Linked DNA regions of Mus musculus: regions 1 and 3 are each linked to region 2. The links are chromatin contacts, found by POLR2A ChIA-PET in ENCODE. All regions are on one chromosome and are shown on one strand. Each heading gives the region's core, a stretch centred on a gene start or an enhancer-like site at or near the end of the contact. The rest is flanking DNA. Distances are from core to core; before and after follow the strand shown.

Region 1 (3,480 bases), core at 131-2,630, 98 kb after region 2:
ATTCGGTTGAGTTAGGCTCTCTCTACAGGGCCCTGGCTGTCTTGGAACTTAGTATGCAGGCTGATCACAAACTCCGAGATCTGTCTGCCTCTGCCTCCTGAGTTCTGTGGACAATGGTGAGGGACACTAGGCCTGGCCTCAATTTAAGTTTTTTTAAACCCTAAGTTTGTTTAGTTATAAAACAAGTATTTCTAACACCCAAACATACTTGTTATAAAAGCCAACTGTGTAAAGCACCCCTGTGTGAGGAGCAGTTGGCATGTGGCAGACGCTGCACCTCATGAAGGACAATTACCCACCACTGGCAAGTGTTCTCTGGGAATATGACTTTGCTTACGGGGTGCTTCATTTGACTGTCTTCGTTTAAACCAGTCAGAGCATGCTCCCAAGGTTGCGCCCCACGGCTAAGAGTGGGAAGGTTCACCACCTCCCCAGGAAACAAAAGGATCACACAGAATGAGCATCGTTCATTCTATAGTTCCTTCTTCTTGGGTAAACACTGGCCTCAGAAGACAGACCAGTACCAGAAACTCCTCCCTCTGCCCACTGGAAAAGCAGAGCTGGCACACACCCTCGGTCTTCCCAGGAGCCTGGCTTGTGGAACCTTCGGCTTCCGCCCCAGGAGCTGTCTGTCTGGGTCGTCCATGGGCTCCCTCCGGTCCTGCTTCCCGTTGCCCCGGGCTGCCCTTCGAGTTGGAGTGTTTGGCAGGCCCATTCTTTTTGTCTTGGTTCTTCATTGTGATCTGCAAGGCCAGAAATGGGGCAGATCCTTTAAGGACCCAGTTGCTTTTTTTTTTCTAGACTTCAAAATTCTTCTTCACAACTAGATAAGAAATCCCCAAATCTGACGCTCGAAGCTTCAAACAGACCGGTCGGTCTTCGCCCGGGATTTCACGGTCCCATGGAAGGTTTCCGAGAAGCTGCCCCTGAGTGAGTGAGGGAAGGAAGAGGCCTCCTTTCTCCCGAATGCCACTTCTCGGCACCACACGGCTCCCTCTCGGCAGCCGGAGCGCGGGATTGGCTCAGAGCCGCAGACTGACGTGGCGGGATGCTCCAGTCCCGATCGGCTCCCCGCCCCACCAGGTCCCACGTGGGACCCCCGCGCGCGCGCGCGCACAGAAGCCACCCACACCCCACGCGCCCTCTAGACCTAGAGTACGCACGCGCAACACTGGGGCAGGCCGCCCTCCCCCCGACCCCCCGAATTAGTTGTTCCTCTACGGCCAACGCGTCCTGGGCCACAGACCCTCTGAAGAGCTCGTCCCACGTACAGCCCATAGACATACTTCACCACGGACGTCCGGCGGCGTCCTCCTCTCCGGCCGAGCACCGGAAACCTAGGTAACTGCTGCCAACAGGACCGCCCTCTCCTGCCGCAGCCAATCAACAGCAAACGCGGGCGCGGAGCTTGCTGGGAAAAAAGAAGTCAAGGCGGCTTTGGAGGCGGGAGTGGGAAAAACTACGAGCCCCTTCATGCCTCGCGGCGCCGCACAACTCCCGAGATGCAACCGAAAAGCATAGGAGCCAAATACCCTGAGGGTCCGAAATTATGTCATTGGTCGAGAGATTTTTGTCAGCCTCTTTTCTGGTACTGAAGCTATGATTGGCCTTAAACTTTGGCATTCTGGTCTTTTTTTTTTCTTTTTTTTTCATACACTCATTAGTCCTTTATAAACATGTATGACTTTCTATGATCTCTGAGAACTCGGAAGAGGGATAGAAAGGTAAACTAATTTGTTATGTGCCTGGCATTTTTTTCCCCTCTATTACAATAGAAGGTTTATAATAATTCAAACGTTTTTTCCTCGTATCCAGTAGCTTGATTCTCATAATTACTCGGATTAAGTACAAAATACTCAGTGATCTGTGAAATATACGATAGTACAGAAAAGCCTAGTTAAAATAAAACAAACTACTATTTGTTTGTTAGAGACAACATCTCGTTATATGTGGCTTTGGCAGGCCTGGAACTCCCTATGTAGATTAAATTGGCTTTGAACTCAAGAGTTTTGTCTGTCTTTGCCTCCCCATGGCTTGGACTAATGGCAAAGGCCACCAGGTAAAGGGTAAATAGTTTAAGGCTCCATCAATATTGTGTGGTTATAGCAGATTCAAAGCTGGAAGCCTGACACCAGCACCCATCCTTTAAAAATATTTCTTTGCCCCCTGAGTCAGGGTTTCTTTGTGTAGCCTAGTGTGTCCTAGAACGTAATCTTTGACTATGCTGGCTTCTAACTCAGAGCTGCCTACCAAAACCGGTTGGAACCATTCTCCGACACCACAGCTGTTCTCTGAGGCAATTTATGCCCCGCCTTCTAACCCCACCAGCTTGGCAATTACTCCCTCAGAAAGGGATTGAAGCCAGGGAGTTTGGCTTTAGGCAGGTTGGTAAACTCCCACCCTACCACCCCTGCCCCACTTTCTGCAAAGTATCAAGTGTTACTGCTTTAAAATGTTAGATTTTTCTCGTCTTTGTTCTTCATTATGATTTGCAGTGCCAGTGTAGGCTCAGAACATTAAAAAAAACCCCACAATTGTGATTTCAATTCTTTTGTTGTGTGGAGTTTGTTTTGTTTGATAAGGTCTTGCTTTATAGAGCTGGCTGGCGTGTAACTCTCTATGTAGATCAGGCTGTCCTAGAAACTCACGTGTTGAAATTACTGTTGGCTAAATGCTGCAGCCTCAAGAGGCTAGAGTCAGGCTGTGGGGTAGAGCATGTTGCAAATTGTGCTAATTGGACTTTGTTTTAGGGTTCTTAAATGATGTCTATTTTTCTGTAATAGGTCTGCCAAACAGACTCAGAGTAGAGTTCTGTCTGTTCACATGTAACTTTGAGAGACAATAAACTCAGTGACAGAGTACTTACCCGGAGTGATCAAAGCTGAAAAGAGAAAGCGTTGGCACTTGACCAGTTTACTGAGGGAACCGAATCTCAGAAAGGTTTGCGTTAAAGGTACCTGGAAACCACTGCCCTGATTGCTTCTCAGTAAACACTTGGAAATCTCTGAAGAGGTAGCATCTACATCAGGTCTTTACCAAATTCCATACAAAGAGGAAAGCGATTCTGGAGCAGTGGTTCTAAACCTTCCCAGTGCTGCAGCCCTTTAATACAGTTCCTCGTGTTGGGGTGACCTCCAACCATAGAATTATTTCTCTTGCTACTTTATAATTTTGCTACTGTTTTGAATCATACATGTCTGTTTTCTGATGGTCTTAGGCAATACTTATGAACACCCAGGTTACAAAAAAACAGGTTGCATCAGGGCAAGACTGTAATCCCAGCACTGAACAGAGTACAGAAGAGTTCTGTCTCTAACAGGCTCACTGCCTCTGGCCTCCAAATGCCTGTACATGCATGTTGGCAGTTAGGTCGCCCAGCTCCTTTAAACTCCTAGATTGGAGCAGTTCTGCCTCGACCCTGGCTGGAGAAACAGACACACCCTACTCCAGCATCTCTGTCATTCCCACTGCTAGGTACAA
Region 2 (3,349 bases), core at 623-3,122:
TAGGAAGTGGAGATAAGGAGACTTTTCTCCAAGAAATGTATTATCTACAAAAAACAAGAAGAAGAAAAAAAATTCCCAGCACTTGGTGGCCAGAGGCAGACGGATTTCTAAGTTTGAGGCCAGCCTGGTCTAGAGAGTAAGTTCCAGGACAGCCAGGGCTACGCAGAGAAACTGTCTCAAAAAACCAAAACCAAACCAAACCAAACCAAACAAACAAAAAGAACCGAAACAAAAAATGAGGCTGCTAGACAGTGGTGCACCCCTTTAATACTCAGGAGGCAGAGGCAGGGGGATCTCTCTGAGTTCAGAGGCCAGCCTAGTTGGTCTACAAAGCAACTTCCAGGACAGCTAGGGCTGTTAGAGACAGACCCTGCCTTAAAAACAAAACAGAACAGAAACAAGAAGACACCAGGCTTGGTGGCTCCGTCACCCCACAGCACTGGGAAAGACTGAAACAGGAATGTGGCTAACAGTTGAAAGACAGCATAGTGAAAGAGCAATCAGGACCACTGAACCTTCTTAGTCCACTTCTTCAGAATTAAAACAGGCCAGGGTTGTGGCACATGCCTTTAATCCTAGCACTCGGGAGGGGGGTAGGATAAATCTCTTCCAGTAGGAAGCAAACCTGGTCTACAAAGTGAGTTCCAGGCTAGCCAGGGTTACACAGAGGCCATTTCCAAAAAAAAAAAAAAAGTATCAACATAGCTCTTCACCCTCTACAACTGGAGTTATAACACCCTTTTCTAATCCAGCTAAAATTACTATCTGAATTATTTTATACCGACAATTACCAAAAAATATCTGTCTTCTAAATTTCAGATCTAAACAGCCAACCGCCTACTGGCTGGCTGGCTAGATGTCCCCTGAACAACTCAACTGCTATTCCCAAAACACAAATGCTGGACCAAGTGGTGTAAGCCTGGAGTCAAGAGTAAGAAGAAGGGGCTTAATCCAAGACCAGCTGAGTTACACTGTGAGACCCTTTCTCAGATAAAGGTGCTGTCCCCTCCCCCTGCTGTTGGCTCCACTTGCCAGGGCCTGGCTTGTAACTCCAGTTCTTGGGTCCTAAGCACTGACACACAACCTGCTCCTCTCAGGTTGGGCTGAGGCTCCTGCTGTGTTCTCCTCCACCCCACATTCCCTTGTCCCAGCGCTAACACCGAAAGATACCTGTGACATTGTCTAGCTCCCCCTTCAGACGGGAACTCAACACAGGAAATGTGCCTCGATGAGCCCTCCAGCCCCAACAGAAACACAACCCAGGACAGAGTAAGATGCTCGCGCTGGCTCAATGAAAAGTCGTTTTAACAAGTTTCATGCACCTCTCTTCTTGCATCCCCGGGGAGCCCCATTTCCCAACTAGCAACTGCAGGCCCTACTCATAGACTTGGGGGATGGAGTGGGGGAGGGGATGAGTGGCCAGTCCTGCAGAACTCACCAAAAGAAAGAAAGAAAAAGAGAGAGAGTGAATGGGGACAGTGAAAAACCTTTGTATTCTCAGCAGGGGAAGATATCCAGGCAAACCGTCTCCATCATATTCCGATCCCCGCCGCCACTTAGGCTTCCCTCCAGGAATCCCACTCCAACTTCAGGTCGGATTCCCCGAGAATCTCCGCCACCGGGATTACCGCAGACTACCCCTTCCACGACCCCCACCTCATCTCCGGCCTCAGCCTCGACTTCCTCTCTCCAACCTCCTCCTTCAGCCTCGACTTTCCCTCAGCCTCCCCGGGGCTTCAGCCTCCTCCCAGCCTCCTCCCCCAGCCTTTCCCCAACGCCCGGCCCGCGCCGCCCACCCGCAGCTCACCGTCGTAGTAGTAACAGACTTTCCTCTTGGTGCCCTGAGTCTGCGCCATCTTGCTCGCCGCCCGGCCCTCCCGTCAGTCTGTCCGCCCGCCCGCCCGCGGCTCCTTACGGCGTCCGACCAGGGGGAGGGGCCGGCCTCGAAGCCCCGCCCACCCCCGGGATCACCTATAGCCGCACAGCCCGGGCCTCACTCTAACCAATCGGCATGCGCGGGGTCGGGCCCGGAACTCGGCGGGGGGCAAGGGCAGCTTAGAGAAGCCACCGCGGGCCCCCTGGGCCTGTACCAAAGTCCGGCGCGGAGGGGTGGGGGAGACCGGGGGCCGTACCATCGAGTCCCGGGAGAGGGAGTCGGCTCCGTAAACTCTGCAGCCCGCTTCACAGTTGGGAGCGTGTGCAAAGATCAGAGGCCAACTTTCTCGTTTTACCGAGAATACGCCGAGGCTTCCCGGGGAAAGATGCTTGCGCAAGGTCACGCAGCTAAAAGACTAGGTTTGGTCTGGATTAGAACTGGAGAGAGAAATGAATGGCAAGGAACAGAAAGAAAATATCCAGAGGCCTACTGTAGTGGGGCAAGACCTTTATGTGCTCATAAGTTCTGACGGACTTTTCTTTTTTAATGTCAAAGCTCGTTTTCAGTTGGGCGTGGTTGCTATGTCTTTGATCCCAGCACTCAGGAGGCAGAGTCAGGAAGATCTCTGTAATCTGAGGCCAACTTGCTCTCCGTAGTGAAAGCATGTCTCAAAAAATAACAAAACAATTTTACAGGTAAAGCTGAAGAGCTTATTCAGTGTTACAAATTAAATTCCGTCTCCAATTGTACATATTTTTTTTAAAAAAAGACAAAATCCAATATGCCCGAGCACTGTGACAAAGTAACAGAACTTGGTGTTTAGTTTTTAATTTACTGGAGGGAGTGTTGGAGGGAGTGTTCCTATGTAATGGCTCTGGGTGGGGGCGGGGCGATCCATCCAGAAAATTTGGGTCAGGCATGGTGGCAGCAACCATCTCACCTACCCAGAACTTAATTTTTCTAAACTGAAAGCCTAAGTTGTTGTTTGGGGGGGACGTGGGGGTGGGGGGGCGGGGTTGTTTCTTCGTTTGTTTTTGCTTTTTTGTTTGTTTGTTTGTTTTTCAAGATAGGGTTTCTCTGTATAGCCCTGGCTGTCCTGGAACTCACTTTGTAGACCAGGCTGGGCTCGAACTCAGACATCTGCCTGCCTCTGCCTCCGGAGTGCTGTGATTAAAGGCATGCCCCACCACACCTGCCTTTTTTTTTTTTAAAGATTTATTTATTTATTTATTTATTTATTAAGTACACTGTAGCTGCCTTCAGACACACACCAGACCAGAAGGGCGTCAGATCTCCTTATTTCAACTGAGTCTTCGACTCAGAAATCTGCCTGCCTCTATCCCCAGAGTGGGTGGCATATGTCTTTAATCCCAACACTTGAGAGGCAGAGGCAGGCTGATTTCTAAATTTGAGGCCAGCCTGGTCTACACAGTGAGTTCCAGGACAGACGTGGCTATACAGAGAAACCGTGTC
Region 3 (3,683 bases), core at 732-3,231, 81 kb before region 2:
TCCTCTTGGGGTCTTTCACCCCCACCTCCAAGTGCTGGTATTTATGGTGCACAAGCTGCAGTTCTCAATAGCATGGTCAGAGTGGGTAAGAAACTGAGGTCAGAGAACTGCAGGCAGAGAAGACATGTTCAAGGGCTCAGGGTCAGGAAAGCACCAGAAAGTTTCTGGGAAATCTAAGTAGCCTTTGTATGTGGGGCAGTGTGAGCAAGGAGGGTGGAGGTGCAAGGTCAGACCAACCAGGTAGGAACAGAAAGGAGAACCCTGGGAGGAGGCACGGCCATCTGACTGGCATGGTTTTATGTGTGCGATTATAAATTAACAGTTCAGGGCTTGGATGTAATTTACTGATAGCATGTTTGCCTAGCACCTGCAATATCTTGGATTAAATTGTCTAGTTAAAAAAAAAAAAATACATGCCGGGCAGTGGTGGCGCATGCCTTTAACCCCAGCACTTGGGAGGTAGAGGCAGGCAGTAGTTCCAAGTGACCTTTAATGTGGGGAATGAAATTGCAAAGGTAGATTCTGTTGGGGATTAAAGAACTCAACTTGTTTCTTAGCCCATCTTGTTCAGTAGCACAAATCATTTATCACAGCATTTTTTAGCTTTAAACCTTGTGCATTCGTTGCAGGCAAAGCATGGACCTTAGAAGGGAGAAAGACCACTGGAAATTACTCATTCCATTTTTTCTCCCTTAACAGCCTTATGGTGGTCTACTTTATTTTTTTATTTATTTATTTATTTATTTATTTATTTTTATTACATATTTTCCTCAATTACATTTCCAACGCTATCCCAAAAGTCCCCCATACCCTCCCCCCCACTTCCTTACCCACTCATTCCCATTTTTTTTTTGGCCCTGGCATTCCCCTGTACTGGGGCATATACAGTTTGCGTGTCCAATGGGCCTCTCTTTCCAGTGATGGCAGACTAGGCCATCTTTTGATACATATGCAGCTAGAGTCAAGAGCTCCGGGGTACTGGTTAGTTCATAATGTTGTTCCACCTATAGGGTTGCAGATCCCTTTAGCTCCTTGGGTACTTTCTCTAGCTCCTCCATTGGGAGCCCTGTGATCCATCCAATAGTTGTTAGTTTTTTAGACAGGAGAAATACCAGCAACAATCTTTTTGAAAGTTAGATGGGAGGCCTTGGGGAACACTGGGAGAATTAGTATATAGCTTGTTCCTCAGGCAGGTAAGAGGCTATGGGATCAGGTAGCAGTGATGACCTTGATTACAGTGTAGCCTTCGAGGAGGGGAGTCAACCTCCTGCTGGAGGTGAAGGAGGGGTTTGTGTAGATTGAGGAAGTAGTAGGTAGGGCCACAGGATCTATGTAAATCCCCCTTCCACCACACAATAGACCTCAATTCCCCCCTATCAGTGGGATTTTTCCAGAACACTTTCAGCTAGCGTTTTCTTAAATCGGGCTTAAGAAATAATGTGAATATGTATCTGCCTCTCCAAATGATCCTGGGTGTCATCCCGAGGAGAGCTCTGGATTCTCCCCATAGCCTTACTCTGGCTCTGAGGTCCGCAATCGGAGCTTGCTGAATTAGCCTGCAGCAGAACACCAAGGAGCTGCTACGCGGCTGGCTTCACAAAGGGGGGCGGAACTTAACTCCAGGTTCTAAGAACACAACGTCCCAACCCGGCCTCTCCTTTCCTCGCCTCGCCTTCTAATTGGCGGTCTAACGAGCCTGCCGAAATTGGCCCGGAGAGGCCACTGTAGTCAGGGACTACCGGGAAAGCTAGCGGCTGGTTGGTGGGACCCGAGGACAATCTTACACACCATTGGATCGAGAGTTCAGAGGCGGGACAAATCGCATTTGGGACATGGATTGGACAAAGGCCAGACACATTGATGTAGGGGGGCGGGGACTGGGCGGAGAGTTGTCCTTGTGTTAAGATTGGGGCACGCTCATGGGGGCGGAGCCTGAGGGGGCGGTGCCGTGTCGGAAGTCAAAGGTCGGTAAATAGTGGTGATGTCATGCTGGCAAGATGGCGGAAGGGTGAGCTTGGCGTTCCGCTTTCTGGCGTTGGGGGCTTGGGCTTTTCGAGGGATGGGGTACTGGGCCAGGGGTCCCTGTTGGGGACAGGCTGCCGGTGCGGGTGCGGACTGAGCTGGAAGGGCAGAGCGGAGGCGTGGTGCGAGGGCATGGGGAAGCGGCCGGAAAAGCCTCATCTCCGGCCGGAGGCTGGGCTGGAGTCGCCCGGCAGGGCCGTCAGATGTGTCTGTCTTCCACAGGGAGGACGTGGGGTGGTGGCGGAGCTGGCTGCAGCAGAGCTACCAGGCAGTCAAAGAGAAGGTAAGCCGGGCCAGCACCCTTCCCTCGGCAGGGCACCGCGGCCGTCTCCTTGCAACCAACCCCAGCTAGCCCCTGCTTGGGTTTTTTTGAGCTTCTGTGAGGCCATTTACGAGAAAAGGGTAGAACACCACCACTAACAACATCTTACTCTTAAACAGCAATATTTATTAGAATATGTGACAGTCACTACTCACAGACAGGTTGGGAGGATATAGACCTTAGCCAGACAGATAGTCTTGGGCCTCACAAAGCTCAGTCTGGTGTGGAGGCAGTCAAGCAAAATAGTTGCTTAGTTACTGTTGTGAATACCGGGAAAGGGCAGTCCCTAATTGTCCAGACTAGGGAGTCATGAGCATGCCAAGGAAGGTGTAGCCAAGAATCCGGGTAGAGATGAGGATTGCCATATGCGCTGGTACCTGATGGTGCCTATGTGACTGGTTTACAAAGGGATGAGGGGGGGCCAGAGAGTGGAGACCTGGGGAAGTGGCTGTGATTGTGACTAATGCTTGTCCTTGTCCTAGGCAATGCCAGTTGGTGTTCCTGTTTTATCCCACATTCCTTTATTTACAGGCAGCCCAACTAAGTCGTGGGGTAACTAATTACTGTTTACCTCAAGCAAGTGAAGGGAGTCGTGCTTCAGGGCAGACTCCGAGAGGCTTCTGATCTCAAGTCAGCCCAGTACTTTAGGAACGGTTTTTGTTTGTTTGGTTTTTGGTTTTTTGGTTTTTGTTTTTATTTTCTCCTTGCTCCGGGTTCTCCTGGGAAGCCTCCGCTCAAGCTACAGCTCAGCACATCTGAGAATTCCCTGTGCTGGAAGTTTTATTGATGATGGAGAGGCAGGACTTTACGCTAAGGATTAATATGAGACCTCAAGCATGCAAAGAAAGTGTGCTATCCGGCAGGTGTCCTGTCCTGTGAGGACTCCCCGTGTGTTTCGAGGCTTTCAGGAAGAGACTTAATCTCTCCCTTTAGTTCCTTACATTTCTGGGAACTTGGACAAGTTATTTTGTTGTTATTGGTGGTGGTCGTGGTTTGTTTTATTTTGAGACAGGGTCTCATGGTGTATGTCGCCCTTGGCTGCCCTGGGACCATTATGTAGACCAGGCTGGCCTCAGCCTCACAGAGATCCGCCTCCTTCTGCTTCCTGAGTGTTGAGATTAAAGGCGTGTAGCTTATGACTTGGGCAAGTTTGTTTATCTGGTTTCTTCTTCTTCTTCTTCTTCTTCTTCTTCTTACCTTCCTCACTGTGAAATGGCAGTACCTCTCTAATGCGATGTCACGAGGATCACATGATAATATGCAGAACACTCAGACAATATGTGGTCTCTCTGGGTGCTACATAGGCATTCGCTCTTTATTAAGTGACTCAGTAAAACTC

The links. ChIA-PET counts read pairs that join two places held with the same protein, here RNA polymerase II (POLR2A).
Region 1: POLR2A ChIA-PET joins it to region 2 with 14 read pairs in Patski. The contact joins the promoter of Txlna here to the promoter of Hdac1 in region 2. POLR2A ChIA-PET finds 5 or more read pairs at or near these places in 4 of 5 experiments (Patski and embryonic stem cell).
Region 3: POLR2A ChIA-PET joins it to region 2 with 21 read pairs in embryonic stem cell. The contact joins the promoter of Bsdc1 here to the promoter of Hdac1 in region 2. POLR2A ChIA-PET finds 5 or more read pairs at or near these places in 3 of 5 experiments (Patski and embryonic stem cell).

The regions. Positions count from the first base shown.
Region 1 is chr4:129,639,685-129,643,164 of GRCm38, forward strand. It overlaps Txlna (taxilin alpha), which reads right to left and starts at 1,381. Exons shown (of 11, transcript NM_001199695.1): 1 at 1,287-1,381; 2 at 572-743. The coding sequence starts at 737.
Region 2 is chr4:129,540,774-129,544,122 of GRCm38, forward strand. Hdac1 (histone deacetylase 1) reads right to left here and starts at 1,873. Exons shown (of 14, transcript NM_008228.2): 1 at 1,808-1,873. The coding sequence starts at 1,856.
Region 3 is chr4:129,459,698-129,463,380 of GRCm38, forward strand. It overlaps Bsdc1 (BSD domain containing 1), which reads left to right and starts at 1,982. Exons shown (of 11, transcript NM_133889.2): 1 at 1,982-2,008; 2 at 2,245-2,305. The coding sequence starts at 1,998.